Regions from separate parts of the Mus musculus genome. Here region 1 is linked to region 2. A link is a loop called in an ENCODE intact Hi-C map of the cell type or tissue named here. Cell type or tissue: left cerebral cortex. All regions are shown on one strand. Links, peaks and the distances in the headings refer to the core of each region. The heading gives the core; the rest is flanking DNA.

What was found. Hi-C counts contacts between places; a loop is a spot of excess contacts. Peaks named below come from ENCODE experiments on the same cell type or tissue, not always from the same donor. Only the 100,000 strongest peaks of a DNase experiment are listed, where the experiment ranks them.
Region 1: it touches region 2 in a loop (2.0-fold over the local background); 4 of 42 quality-filtered maps call a loop at or near these places.

The regions. Positions count from the first base shown.
Region 1 is chr9:104,175,890-104,183,472 of GRCm38, forward strand. It overlaps Dnajc13 (DnaJ heat shock protein family (Hsp40) member C13), which reads right to left. Exons shown (of 56, transcript NM_001163026.1): 37 at 6,616-6,800; 38 at 6,139-6,213; 39 at 5,110-5,229; 40 at 4,180-4,359; 41 at 2,913-3,080; 42 at 769-882. Gm46130 (a long non-coding RNA gene) reads left to right here and starts at 5,823. Exons shown (of 5, transcript XR_003948220.1): 1 at 5,823-6,044. In left cerebral cortex, for the core only: no CTCF peak of the experiment used is centred there; DNase peaks (open chromatin) are centred at 4,345 and 4,651; H3K27ac peaks cover 1,255 bases.
Region 2 is chr9:104,072,089-104,079,671 of GRCm38, forward strand. It overlaps Acad11 (acyl-Coenzyme A dehydrogenase family, member 11), which reads left to right. Exons shown (of 20, transcript NM_175324.4): 2 at 1,534-1,633; 3 at 3,729-3,854; 4 at 4,242-4,403; 5 at 6,475-6,639. Among named protein-coding and RNA genes, the nearest start is that of Acad11, 12 kb to the left of the region's middle. In left cerebral cortex, for the core only: a CTCF peak has its summit at 3,925 (motif pointing right); no DNase peak of the experiment used is centred there.

The sequences.
Region 1 (7,583 bases), core at 1,342-6,341, 100 kb after region 2:
GAAGGGCACCGACGTTCAGAGAGCAAACATGGCAGGACACATGTGCTAGTCCATGGCTGGGACAGGCACAGTGACAGAGCGCATTACTGCTGCTAATTACCAGGCCTCATCCTCAATCTCAGAAGAACACTAGATGAGGCAAGAACTAGAGCTGGCAGAGAAAGCCGACTGTGACATGCTGTTCTCACTCCTCCAGTGGCCACCCAGCTCAGTCACACTATAGTGTGTGTGTGTGTGTGTGTGTGTGTGTGTGTGTGTGTGCGTGCTCGTGCATACACTCAGTACACTCAGACTGGGGGTTTACAAGAAATAAATTGACAAAGGGCCCAGGTCTCCCAGTGCATCACTACTGTAAACAGATGTTAACTTTATGGAAGTAGTGACAATGAGAAAATCCTAATGTAGTATTTTAGAGACTTAAATACATGTGTGTGTCTGTCTGTGTGTGTTTGTACAGCTGAGTCTAGGTGACTTTGAGGCAGATGTATCAGAGACACACCCCCCCCCCCCCCCCATGAACTATGAGCAGCTTATAGGGTTAGGAATACAGATCTGGTCCTCTGAGGAGCAGTAGGTGCTCACAGCTGCTGAGTCATCCCTCGTCCCCTAGAGGACGACTTCATACAACACTAGCCTATCCTTGAAATGCCCAGCTAAGAGGTGGCTAGAGCTGTTGACTAAACATTTCATTGGTGAATAGCACACTGCTTCATCAAGACTCATTCAATCAGAATAAGTCACCTAAGAAAATATAAAACATTAACATACCTTTTTGATCATATTTTCTTGTTGTGACTCAAGAAACTCAAGCAGTTCTGCCCTTGTAGAGTTGTTCCACATCAAATACGGGCTCTCTGTGTTGCTGTTAAGCATCTTCAGGGTCTAGAGAAACAGGATTACTGTTAAGTAAGGGCCCTGAGGGGACAGACTTCACTGGTACCCCTGTCAGTCTTACAAGCTTGCTGATGCTCTCCTTCTTGCAGTTAAGAACAACCAAGGCCTCAAAAGCTGACACTGTCACAGCTCTTATGTGAGTAAATGGGAACCTGGGGCTGAAATCTGAGCCTTAGTTCAGGCAACTCACCAGATTTAGTTCTGCTCGTGAAAATGCAGTATCTTAGGTATTTAGTTAGCATTTCTAAAATGGCCACACCATACTTCTTTCACACACATATACTTGAAAACAAAATCTATGTCTTAGGAAGCACACTCCTAAGAAAGGAAAATAAGATGGAGTGTAGTGGGGGTGGCAGCCTGAATTGCCTGCCTCTGCCCTGACTCAGGCTATAGCTGAGGGCCTCTGCCAGTAGACGGGGCTTCCCTTAGTTTCTTTTCAACTCTAAGGATAAACCCATATTCCACATCTCAAGTGACTGAATAAAAAGTATTTCTAGTCCTCATTTGCAAAGCTCTAGGCCAGGAAGAAAGTAGAGTATGTGTGGTGGTTTTGAATGAGAATGGCCCCTTGGGCTCATATATTTAATGTCTGGTTCCCAGCTATCGGAACGAGTTGGGAAGGATTATAGCCTACTTGAGGAAAAGAAATGATTAGAAAAATCCTCACTCAGAGATCTGGCAGTCTAAAATAAATATCTCATTAAATATAGATATAAATTACAGAAAGACTCGATTTTGAAATAAAACATTTTAAGACTGCAGACAGTAACCATGAACTTGCTGGTATTTCTGAGGAGGACATTTGCAGTCAGCAAAAAGCATCAAACTAGAGAGTAAAAGATCTGGGGAGAATACTGCTCACTCCTCCTTACGGGAACTGCATCCCCATATAGACCACCACAAGCATATACAACAAAATAAGTGAGGGCTTAAACTCTACACATACTTGGAATTTTAGAAGCCAGAGGACTTTTTTCTTATAAAAGTATTAGACAACAAAAATACAGAAGGAAAACAAAACAAAACAAAACAAACAAAAAAAGAAAAAAGAAAAACCAGCCCTCTGTTGTGTGCTCCCAGGATGAGCACTGCTAACATCTGGTGTGAATCCACCACCATTAGTTTTTTGACACCAAACATGGGGTCTGACCTGTTCACTTAATATCTTTGTTGTTTTATTTTTGAGACAGGTCTCATTTTGAGCCAAGGTGGGCCTCTACATAATCTTTCTTTATGAACCACCTAAGTGCTGCATTAAACCTTTTAAAATCTTGAAGCTTCTCTTACCTAAAGCACTCAGCACGTACTTAGTGTAGCTTTATAGTTTAATTCTTCAATGCTGTTTTCCTAGGTTGCTTCCCAATGCCCTCACAAAAAGACACACATGTTGTGAGGTCGCTGAAGTAGTGCTGATTTTCATCTTGAAATATGCATAAATACTGATGTATAAATACATTTATGTAGCAGTAAGAATAATCTATGACTTATAAGAGACATCTAAACAAACTTGGTCCCTGACTGGAAACATCACTGCAAACCCATTCTCTTGTCTGAGTTCTTTGTGACACATGGTTGGTAAGAATTGTGGTAGGCTCTGTTACTGAGAAACAAAGAAGGACTGGAGAGATGGCTCAGTGGTTAAGAGCACTGACTGCTCTTCCAGAGGTCCTGAGTTCAATTCCCAGCAACCACATGGTGGCTCACAACTATCTGTAATGGGGTATGGTGCTCTCTTCTGGTATGTCTGAAGAGAGCAATGGTAGTGTATTCATATGCATAAAATAAGTAATCTTTTTTTAAAAAGAGAGAAACAGGAAGCTAATTCTCCACCCAGAGGTGAGACTGAGGTGTGTGGTCACTGCTCTAAACCCTCAATACACTCGTCTTCTTAGCCGAGAGAACAAGCATGTGAACGTTCAATTCTCAAGTTTCTTAGAGCAATAGGGATTGTCCTGGTCCTTTACTACTTAAAGGACTTTCACAAGTCACAAACCCAGGCTAGCGCTAGTCCATACCTCAGTAGCACTAGCTACAGCTAGCTTTCGAGCAATGTAGGGTGTCAGCATGCCAGCTAAACTCTTCCTTACAGTTGGATTTTCTGGGGTTGCTTGGTCTTCAGACAAATACCCACCAAGGCGACTCAGAGCATGGACACTGAGTTTGGCAAGACTGTTGGCTACTTCCTGTTACAAAAAAAAAAAAAAAAAAAAGACATTAAAGTATGTCCATATGTCTCCTTACATTAGTGACACAACAGAAACATTTTAATGATCAAACTGGAAACAGCCAGCACAGGAGTATCAGATCAGCCTCACAGACCGGCGCATTTGAGTTTTAATTTGTTTTCAGATAGGGAAACCCCTTAGCACCAACATGTTCATCTGTACCCAGTGCAGTGTCTTACGTGTCTTACAGAATCACTTGAGAGCAGGACAAAGAGGAAGAGATAGTGTTACGGTTCGTGTATATACTCAGCCTAGGGAGTGGCACAATTAGAAGGTATAGCCTTGTTGGAGTAGGTGTGTCACTGTGGGTGTGGGCTTTAAGACCCTCATCCTAGCTGCTTAGAAGTCAGTATTCTAGCAGCCTTCAGATGAAGATGTAGAACTCTCAACTCCTCCTGCACCATGCCTGCCTGGATGCTGCCATGCTCCCGCCTTGTTGATAATGTACTGAACCTCTAAACCTGTAAGTCAGCCGGGATTAAATGTTGTCTTCTATATGAGTTGTCTTGGTTATGATGTCTGTGCACAGCAGTAAAAGCCTAACTAAGACAGATAGTAAGGTAGGCCTAACTGCTAGATTCACATGATGGAAATATGAACTATGAATGACTATAAATATAAACCTAGAAATAAAAAAAGATAAAAAAAAAAACAAAACAAAAACAACTACAAAAATCAGACAAGTACAGTGGTGTTGTGGAGAGCTAGTCCCAACACCTTGATATATTATTATATCTCCCCATTATATAAAGTACATAAATAATTCTGAAATCATAAAATTGACTCGAGTAACAGAAAATATTCTATCATCTCTGTTCCTTAGATTCCCGTCCCTCAAGCACAAGTGGTTCAGAGCAAAAGTGTTGGGTATGGTAGTGAGTAGCTGTAACCCCTGCACTGGAGAGCTGGAGGCAGAAAGGAGGACAGTCTGGGCTGTGCAGTGACTCTGAGGTCAGAAGCCGTCAACAGCCACCTTCAAACACAGCATCTCTGAATGGCTCAAGCTTTGCTTCCCAATGACTTACTAAAAGTCTATTTGGGTTTGGGCTAAAGTTACCTGCTGGTTTGTTTCTTCATTTTTCTGAATGCCACTCTCTTCCAATGTATAGTCATAGTTAAACAGATAAACAAGCAGATACCACAAAATTCCAGCCTGAAATAGATGTGTCTGTAGCCAGAAATCCACAGCGAAAGAGCTGACACATTCTACTGCGAGGGCGGCCACCCGTGGGATACACTGCAAGGAGAAGAAAGAACTGACTTGCGGGGTGAAAACACTGCCAAGGAAAACCAGCAACAGGCACAGCCCAACTAGCTGTCTCTTTGTACAAAACATCTCATAGTGTGCAAAGACGCAGACAATCCACTTTCTTGACTTCCATTTAAATGCAATAAAGCATCAACAGCAGCACTGTTAACACAACCAGAGGTTGTGTAACACAACATCAGCATCCTTGTTCCTATTAAACCTGCAGGCATCAAACAGAAGCAGCTGAGGAACTCTGATCAAGTTCCCCAGTCCCAGCTGCCTCATTCCAAGATCTGTGCCTCCACCCCTTCTACTCAACGCAGCCGACATCTCTCTTCCCAGTCAGCCATAGCAGCTTCAGAGCTGGCTTCTCGGGAGTTTCCAGGGAATCAGCATGGTCTCAGATCTTGGAAGCCTTTACAGTCAGCAGTGACTGGACCACAGGCTTTACAAAGTCCTGCCCTTTTAGATTGGAGTCCCATCCTCTCTGTTCTTCTTCAAGTTAAGTCTGACTCATTTCTTCTAGCTATGTCACTCCAGTGTTACCTTTTGTGTGCCAGGATAGGAACAAACCCGATCATGTACAGCAATGTCCCTACAAGAATACTTAGAGATACCAGTGATTTACTTAAAAATGATCTTAGGTAAGCACATGGCTGTAACTCAAGCACTGGCTGTTTGAAAGAAAACCCTTGATGACTGTATCCAGAGGGAACAGGTGACAGGTATGAGCTCTACCTTGCCAAAATACAGCACCCGGCAGAGGTCCTTGATGATGCCAGGCATTTCTGTGATCTTCTCCCGGCACTCTTCAAACTGGGCAGCCACACTGTAGCATCTGCTTATGTGTCCACACACCTGCAGATAGCACAAGAGACAGAAGCAGTCACATACGCAGTCCTTATGTAAGACTCAACAAGACACATCAGCACAGATGGGAGACGATGCTTAATATTATATGTGATGCTCTAATATTACCAGGACATTTTGACTAAATTAGCAGTAATCTTAAGATTTCTTATAGGTGCAGAAGTCAGCATACCACGGACAAACACATCACAGCCTGTTTTTGTGCCACCATTGAGCCAAGAATACTTTTGTTCTTTAAAAATGTTAAAAGTGTTATTAAAAAACCAATAAACTACAATGGATTATATGCCAGAGAATGAAAACCTAATACCTTATATGCTTACTCAACTTTATTCTAAGAGTTCATGAGATTCTTAGTTAAGATGTTTTTGTGCATTTATTAGCAGGGCACGATACTGTAAATTCTTCTCACATAAGCCACTTTACCATAGCAGCTGCAACTCAAAGCCAGTCTCAACTGATTTATACTCTTAGCCTAGAGAAATGAAGGGCCACACAGAAGCCATGCTCTGTGAAGTCATAGTGGGTTTTCTACCAAAGAACCAAGCTCTCTCAGCCTCCACAAACAACAGCCAGTTAGTGTACTTGGAGGACCAGGGGAGGGGGGGGCACTGGGAAGTGCAGAGGTGAGTGAGCCAAGAATGACAGATGGGTGAGCGTGTGAAGCTGCTGACTGCTGAAGGGAGCCTGTGGGTCAACACGCTGCACCCCACCTTCTTTAAAAGGAGGAAGGTGACTGCAGCAAGGACAGTTACGGTTCCTGCTGCAAACCTGCCTGAATCACACCCGCAGCCCACCCTAGGGTGAGAGACTCAGTAGGGTGGGAGTGGCCTGTGTTTTAAGAACCCCAGCTGATATCCCAAGTGCCCATCTATCATGGAGGTTCCTTAGCCTTACCTGCACTGACATGTCACTTGGCTTACTGGAGCGATTCAGGACAGCCACACAGCGACTAAATGCCTCCTGTAATACCTGTCAAGAAGGAAGTATGCCATTAATTCTCCGTTTGACTTGAAGGGTAAAAAAACCTTTTCTAGCAGGAATAAGAGCACATAACCTTTTAATGTTACCCATTTGGTAATTAAACACGAACTTAATTGACATCTGTTAAATAAGCAGGTAAAAAGGGGCCTCAGGGCTTTGCTGCCTATTAAAAGCATTCCCAGGCACTACTTTATATTCAACATTCTCTTTACCGCCTGTGAACTCAGTACTCTCTGCCTAGAATACAGAGACTATGATGCTATGCTATCTGCTGGGATAAAGGAAAAGGAAAAACTGCACTAAATTCATTTGTACTGAGACTGTGTATTGTCAAAAGCCACTTAATGTGCCTGGCCAAGCGTACAGATCGGCCGGTGGAAAGTCTATTACCTCTAAGCCATTCTCTCTCCTGAGCTCTTCAGCGTTGAGGGCTGAGCAGTTGACTGTGTGGAAAGCCAGCTCTGCAGCCGCAGGCAACAGTGGTGATTCTTTTGAGAAGAGGAGGTCATCTGAAGTCTCCATTGTTATGGTCCTAATTAGCATGGGATATCCTGCATATTTATAAGGCTGTAACTCTAAAGTAATAGAAAGACAGTGTTATGGTCACACCAAGCAAGGCTCAGTTATGCTACCTCAAAAAATGAACAGCCTTCTATTAAAGTCTCCTACTTCACCTCTCCTTTGCGGTGAGCTCATGTTACGAGCTACAGCATTTTCCAGTAAGTTGACTGCACCTGGCATGGAAATAACTGATTTTGCAGAATATCTGCTTTCTGCCATCCAGGTGACCTTTATAAGTTCTCACCGGATTACACGCTGTAAGACACAGCAAGTGCCCCTGCAATCACACGGGCATTCAGCACACAACTCTCTTAAGAAGAACGAGATTCCGTGTGGCGAGCACGTTAGCACTCTGTGATCAGCTTCTAAGAACAGGCTCCCTGCTCTTTCTATTTTACTATTTGTTTGAAACATTTACAAATCCTGAAATATGAACTGTTACTAGAAATACTAAATAGAAAATGTATTAACTATTTGCCCAATTCTGTTCTGATAAGTACAGTTAGAGGTGAAAGCTGTCATCCACAGGTAGTGTTTGCAAAAGAAAAACCTATTAAATGAGGCAAAGCTATGCAAATAATCAGTCATGATATATATTTTTAAATTTATTTTTTATGTGCATGAGTGTCTTGTCTGCATTTATGCATGCATATTTACGCACGCCTGATGCTCTTGGAGGCCAGTACACGGAACTGGATCCCCTGGAACTAGAGGTACGGATGGTTGTTAAGCTGCCACGTGGGTTCTGGGAATTGAACCTGGGTCTTATGTAAGTACAGCCAGTCTTAACCACTGAT
Region 2 (7,583 bases), core at 1,576-6,575:
CATTCTCAGTATGTCCTTAGCAACCAACCAACCTTCCTCCTGCTGGACCCACAAAAGAAAGCCCCAAACAGTAAGCGCTGCTTTGGCGTACCCTTGCTCAAGTAGCCAAATGAGTCCTTGAATGAGACCCTACATCATCTCTTTCTATAAAACTTCTCGCTGCCTTGACACTGATGTGGACTTCTTGAAGATACCCCAAACCTGGAGATACCCAGACCACTGACAACAACCTTTGTGACATGTAGCCTAGCTCACAGAAGTGGGCTGCAGGGGCCAGGCCTTGAAGGTCATATGTCCTTCAGTTCAGATTCCAGCTGGGACGATGCTTCCTGACTTGCCAAGAGGTTAGAAGCACTTACTGCAATCTCCTGCCACCACAGACTGGGCCACTGTGCCATGCTCTCCCGTGAGATAGACCATAAACCCTGAAACTCAGCGCGAAATAAATGGTGTTTTTCTGTCTCCCATAAATTACTTCTGGAAGACATTTTCTTGTAGTGAAAAGAAATGCTACTAATATTTTTAAATATATGTATATATATATATATATATATATATATATAAGTTCTGTTTTGTTAAGTTTCATATGGTTTCTAGACAGTTGAGTGAATGTGTTAGAGTAACCAGCTGGGTATAGATTCGGGGCAGAGAAATGGTCTAGACAGGTTTGAAAGCAATTGACAGAGAAGGTGTTGGAAGCCACAAGACAGAACAGCTTACCTAGAAAAAGAATCTAGGGGGACTGGAGAGATGGCTCAGTGGTTAGGAGCACTGACTACACTTCCAGAGATCCTGAGTTCCATTCCCAGCAACTACATGGTGGCTCACAACCATCTGTAATGGGATCCAATGCCCTCTTCTGACATACAGATGTACATGTAGATAGAGCCATATATATATATATATATATATATATATATATATATATATATAATGTAAAATCTTTGAAAGGAAGGAAGAAAGGGAGAATAGGAAAGGGAGGAAAAGGAAAGGAAATAAGAGAAAAGAGAAGTGAAGAGGATCTAAATAAAATGGTGGTTTAGCAATCCAGCCACAGCAGCCCAGTGTTAAGAAGTTGAAGCGTTGCAAGGAGGATACAAGGGAGTTTGAAAAGGAGTGGCCAGAGGTTTGTGCCAGCGGTCTTGAAAGGGCATTAGTGGAAAAACGGGAATGAAAGCCTCCTGGATGGACTGAGATGGGTTTACGACAGGCTATGAGGAAGAGACTTGCAGAAAAGGCTTCAGGAATAACTAGACGTTTATATGCAGCTAGAAGTGCTTAAGAACTTATGCAAGAGAAGACTGTAGAACAAAGAACCCAAGGAAACCAGAATGATCGGAAATCCAATCCACAGGAGATGGGATTGTCTGAGCTGCGAGTGGCAGCCTGCCCAAGCTACTGACCGGTCCCTGTGGTCAGCCCAGTGTTGAGATGTTTATTTTGGATTCCTGTGTTTTCTGAGATTTCAGTAGGATTTCAGGAAAGAGACATGTTTATAATTGACCTGTGAACTCTTTTTTTTTCCCCCCCTAGATCAGGACAGTCAAACCCAACCTTCTTTCTCCAGAAAGGATCTCAAGCCTATGTTCTCAGGAAGAAACCACCCGGCTCTCTTCTTCCCAAAGCACATAAGGTATGACACAGAAGTGCAGCAGCGAGCCTTTTTTCCACCACAGGTAACCGCCTCGGAAAAGCACAAGAGCAATCGAATCTGCATTTGAAGACCTCCTCACGCAGTTACTGACTAATGCAAGCACACTTCACTTTTAATTACAAATTCACTTGGATTGCGTGTCCTTTTTTTTAAAAAAAAAAAAAAAAAAAAAAAAAAAGGATCTGCAGTTGAAGACCAAAGATGTGTTTAAACTCCCATCCCAGTGAGCTTCCTTGTTCCCTGCGGATATGTTCGCTGTTACTCATTTCTAGCTGCCTTTTTCTTTTTTCTTTCTTTTTTTTTTTTTTTTTTTTTTTTTTTTTGTCTCTGCATGCCAAGAGCATTGTCTATAATGATGGTCTTTACTTGATGAGTTTAATGTATTTACCTTGGGCATCTTATAATCATTCAGGGGTTAAAAAAAGAGAAAGACCTGAGTGTCATTGTACAGTAGGCTTTAAGGTTTAGAATCATCAGGGAAAATTAAAGAAGATGTCTGTTACAGATTAAATTTTCTAATTATTCTGAGTTGTTCACTACCTAATAAATACGTCAACCAAGTTATTGTGCTATACCTCATAAATACATACAAACATGATTTGCCAGTCAATTTTTTAAACTAAATTTTCCTGGTTGCAAAAACAGGAATTATCTCAAGATAGCAGGAAGGGACATAAATGCAAGTCCTGCAAAATGTACTAAGTACTCTGCATACGTGGGTGATACTGGCATCATGTGCTTCGTAGTCCTTCACCAGGAAAGACCACTGTGGGCGGGTTCGATATCATAGTGACAGGGGACACAGATGCTCATTTTCTTGGCTCCATCATACTCCTGACAACATGAAGTAACTTAGATGCTTACAAAAAAGGAGTTGGGTAACTTTTGTTAATGTCAACATGGCATGGCTGAAAGCAAACCCCACCCCCACCCTGCCTAGAAATGTCTACCTCAGAAGCAGTCCTCTTTGAGTCTCCTCCTGACTATGTCCCACTTGAACACCGCAGAAAGCTCTCAGCCTAAGTCCAGCTCCATAGATGTGGAGCACCTTGTCTGAACTTCCTCGGCTTTCCCCAAGGCTGTGTTTTAAAAAGCAGTGTCCCTGCTTTGCTGTTGTCCCTAACCCTTTTGCCCCTCCCTCCCCTGACACACACACACACACACACACACACACACACACACACACTCACACACTCCCTGCCATCCGCTCTCAGTTCCTGCCACATCTCTTTCAATAGCCCTCAGTGCTATGGACAGTTCCCACTTTGGGTTAATTACTTCCCTGGTCCATGACTGCATTACTCTTTGAACTCAAGCTGAGCAACATGTTTCCCCTTCCCTGGAACTGGTCAGTCACTTCTGCCCCAGTGTGGCAGGCACTTTCTACATGCACAAATCATCCTTGTTCACCCATATTACATCTCTGCTGTAAGCCACAGCCTTGGGACCTTTCTGGGTCTGCAGGTGTCCCACCCAAGGATATAAGGTTTCCTCTTCTCTTTCCTGAGCCCCAGCTTTAAGATCAACTTCTGGGCACCTGGTTCCCTTCAGTTATCTGGGTTCCCAGAACAGACCATGTACCTATAAGGGTCTTCATGCTCCTTCCTTGGAAGTTTGCTGCTCTCTTGATGATCAGAAGGAATAGGTGATTTCCCCTTCCCACAACCACTGCCTGCCTTCTCCAGCTCCTGTATCTGACTAGAGGAACTCAATCCTAAGCCTCCTGAGAACTACGAAGGGAGAGGTGAAGCCAACAAGCAGGGAACTTGTGAGAACACAGAAATGCCCTTTAACAAAAACCTGTGAAATATAGCCAGGCGGTTGCCTTTGTGCTACAAGAGCCAGTAGTAAGCCTCATGCAAATGCCTATCTTTTTACCCCAGTTAAATAAATGATCATGCTTTAGAGATGGCCTACTTTGTAATTGTAATGGCTGAACAAGCTCCTGTTAAGGGAATATTACTGTCAGCTCTGGGTTACATATTGACACATGTTGTAGCCAATAGCCTCAGTTAAGGTTAGCCCACATGTAGTTATTAAATTTCTGTTTCTGGATTTTAATAATCCTATTTAGATTGACAGAGAATTCAAGATCCAGAAAGCCTTGTTTTCCATTGGATTTCCTGTTGCCAAGCCCCTGCTATACTGCAGAGATGCTTCAGTTATCGGAACGGAATTTTATGTAATGGAACATGTGCAGGTAAGTTAACAATCTTACTTGGTTGGTGCTTTTATATTGCTAACTTGTTCTTAAATACCCCTCTAGGTGGCAGTAAAGAGCTACCAACAATTGTAGCCAAACAGGGAGATGGGGATGTGTGTGTGTTCTTATTGGGGGGAGGCACCCTTCCACATAGAAAGAACAAACCATTAAGAGCAAATTCAAATTGTTTTTAATTTGAAGATGTGGGTTACAAGCAGTTTAAAACCTTCAGGTTTAAACTGCTTCTAGCATGTCCTTGAATTTTGCCTTTGGTATGTATCCACATACACATTTCACAGACAAGCCTACGCCTAACATGCTCTGTAGTTTGCTGAGTTTGTCTGTCAGCTATTTAAAAACTGGCCATTGTGATCACTTTGATAGGGTCGGATCTTTCGTGATTTTTCCATTCCTGGAGTTAGCTCAGCAGAACGTGCTGCTATATATGTGTCTGTGGCAGAAACCCTGGCATGGCTACATTCTCTGGATATACGCTCGCTGAAGCTGGACAAATACGGTACTGGAGTCGGGTACTGCAAAAGGCAGGTAAGCCATCTGCGTCAGAATGTACTGCATGGTCTCAGAAGTAACGTACTATGAATGACTAGTGAAAGCAAGCCCTGTTTGTTATGTGGCTGTCTGAAATTTTGCCACTTAACATCTTCTTTGGTAATGTATTCAGATATCTTTTTAGCATGAAATAATGCTGGTGTGTGTGTGTGTGTGTGTGTGTGTATTTTGAGTGGATGAACCTGTATCTGCAGGTACACAAGTATGGCACATGGGTGTGGAATGAAGGCCAGGGATTCGCCTCAGCTTTCATATTCAGGAGCCATCCACCTCATTTTTTAGGTGAGGCACCTCATTGGCCTGAAGCGTTCTGATTAGGCAGTCTGACTGGCCAGTGAGCTTGAGGGCTCTTCCTGTCTCTACTCCTCACTATTAGAACTCCAGGCATATACCACCATGCCTAGCTGGCTTTCTTTGTCTTCTTTTCTTCCATCCTTCCTTATTTTCTCTTTGTCTGGGTTCTGGGGACCATGCTTAGGTCCCCATGCTTGCCCAGCAAGCCCTTTACTGACTGAGCCATCTCCTCTCCCACTAACTTTATTTTTTAGATAACTTTTGTTTAGTAAAGGCTTCCATTTCTGCTTTTCACTTGGTTTACCAGTAGATTTTCTTCTCAGTTTTCCCTTTCTAGGTTGTGCTAAGCAAAAATCTATTAAGCTTTTATCAATTTAATGCTTGCAAGATACTTTTTTAAATATCAAGAAATAAGAAATAGGTTCCTGCCCTAAAGAAGCTTGTGGCTGTTTTTAAGATGCTCATTCACGAGTCTCATATACATGAAGCTGGGGAATGGTCTATTTCCCTGAGTTTACTACCTATTAGTAAATTGTTCAGTGCTCATTGCAAGAGCTGTATGTCTAGGGCACAGGCATACATGCCTGTGCTTGGATGTGGAAAGGAACTGATATAGAGAATTAATAATGAGATGGTGACCCTTGCAACCAAATGCAGGTAAGACTAGGCACTCATGGGCTGTATTCTATTATAAGTACGCCCTTTGAGAGTGGGGTGGGAAGATATGAGAGAGTAGAGTATTCGATGTGTGCTATTGAGTGCTAAGTGAGCTGTAGACTACCTCATTTAAAAATCTCTGCAGAACTCACAAGACGGGTATTAACCTCATTTTGCAGATGAGGAATATGAAGGTTATACTGACCCGGTAATACACAAGTAAGTTCCTAGACAGTATATAAATCCCAGCCAGTGAGACCCGTGTAGGGGGATTTTGTTTGCTTCTAATTCTAAGAGCAATATAAAGTCTGCTTTACTCTTAATGGTATCTTTAAAATACTCTGTGGGTGAGGGAAAGGATGTTAAGTGAGAAAAGCTCTTTCTAGCTTTCATTGCCCCCTTTTCAGGGAGAAATTGTCTGCTTGTGGTGTGTGTACATGTGTGTGTGTGTGTGTGTGAGAGAGAGAGAGAGAGAGAGAGAGAGAGAGAGAGAGCCCAATGAGAGAGAGGGGTGAGAAACTACATGTGGTGTGTATACGTGTGTATGAGGGGTTGTTTGTATGCATTTCTGTCTTCCATGGAGTACTTACTGAGTGAAGACCATTCTTTTTGTTTGGTTGGTTGGGGTTTTTTTTTTGGTGGAGGGGGGGTTGTTTGGTTTTTTTTTGTTTTGTTTTGTTTTTGTCTTTTTGTTTTTTTGAGACAGGGTTTCTCTGTATAGCCCTGGCTGTCCTGGAACTCACTCTGTAGACCAGGCTGGCCTCGAATTCAGAAATCCGCCTGCCTCTGCCTCCCGAGTGCTGGGATTAAAGGTGTGCGCCACCACGCCCGGCTGAGTGAGGACCATTCTTGACACCTATGCCAGTGTTTTTACTTCTTGTCCAATAGAAACCTACGTAGGTAAAATGGCACAACCTGGAAGAGAAACCTGCATGTTTGGGGCTTTCGGCTGATAGGAGTGTTTCAGGCTGCTGGGAGGTGCATGTGAGCACTGTTTTGTTAAGCATTCTGGAGTAAGGTGGACTTGGGCACAGATGAAGTGGTCTTAGAGTCACGGACAACGGAACGTTCTGTCTGTACCGCTGTCCCTTCCCAGGTGTCCACCTGGACGAAGCAGTACCAGGCCTCAGCCCATCAGAGCATCCCTGCCATGGACCAGCTCTCCACGTGGCTGATGAAGAACTTGCCAGATAGTGACAGTGAGGAGTGCCTGGTCCACGGAGACTTCAAGCTGGACAACATAGTTTTCCACCCCAAAGAGGTACCGCAAGCTGTGTGTGTGTGTGTGTGTGTGTGTGTCTGTGTGTGTGTGTGTGTGTGAGAGAGAGAGAGAGAGAGAGAGAGAGAGAGAGAGAGACAGACAGACAGACAGACAGACACTGTCTAGGTCTGACCTGAGGCTCCAGAAGCAGACAGATGTCCCCCACCTGCCCCAGTGTCCTGAAGGAGCCCAGATCATTCTGTTCTTCCCCACAGCTCAGTCTGTCTCCCACTTAAAGCTTCTGGAGATGAGTCCTACAGAGTTTATGGCACCGGACTCTGCCTTTGGGCCTGGTCCCAATCTTAAACAGTAACATAGTCATCACTTAAGCAGGACTTGGAGGTTGCTGTGTGTCTCTCTTGTTGAAGAAGACTTCAATCTACTACTTTAAATGTCAGCTTCAGGCTGCAGAGATGGTTCAGGGGGTAAGAGCACTGACTGTTCTTCCAGAAGTCCTGAGTTCAGTTCCCAGAAACCACATGGTGGCTCACAACCACCTGTAATGCCGTCTTCTGGTGTGCATAAGAGAATGACAGTGTACCCATGTACATAAAATAAATAAATGAACCTTTAAAAAAAGAGCCAGCTTCATGGAATAACATGGCTGGCAGAATTCATGTCAACAAGCATTCAGTTGTGAGCAACTCTGTGCCCAGAAACATTTCTCCTAACAAGCATAAACCACAGATGGAGAGAAAAGATAACTGACAAACAGCAAGAGAGCAATTGTTATGTGCCAGCATAACACCCAAACAACCTGTACAGCTAGGCATAGAAGGAATGGCCCTGACTGGACTAACGTGAACAGGGTGGAGAGATGATGGCTCAGCAGTTAACAGCACTGGCTGCTCTCCAGCACCCGAGAATCCAGTGCCCCCTTCTGGCTTCTTCAGGCAGTGCATGTGTGTGATCCGCTTATATGCAGGCAAAGCACACATACACAT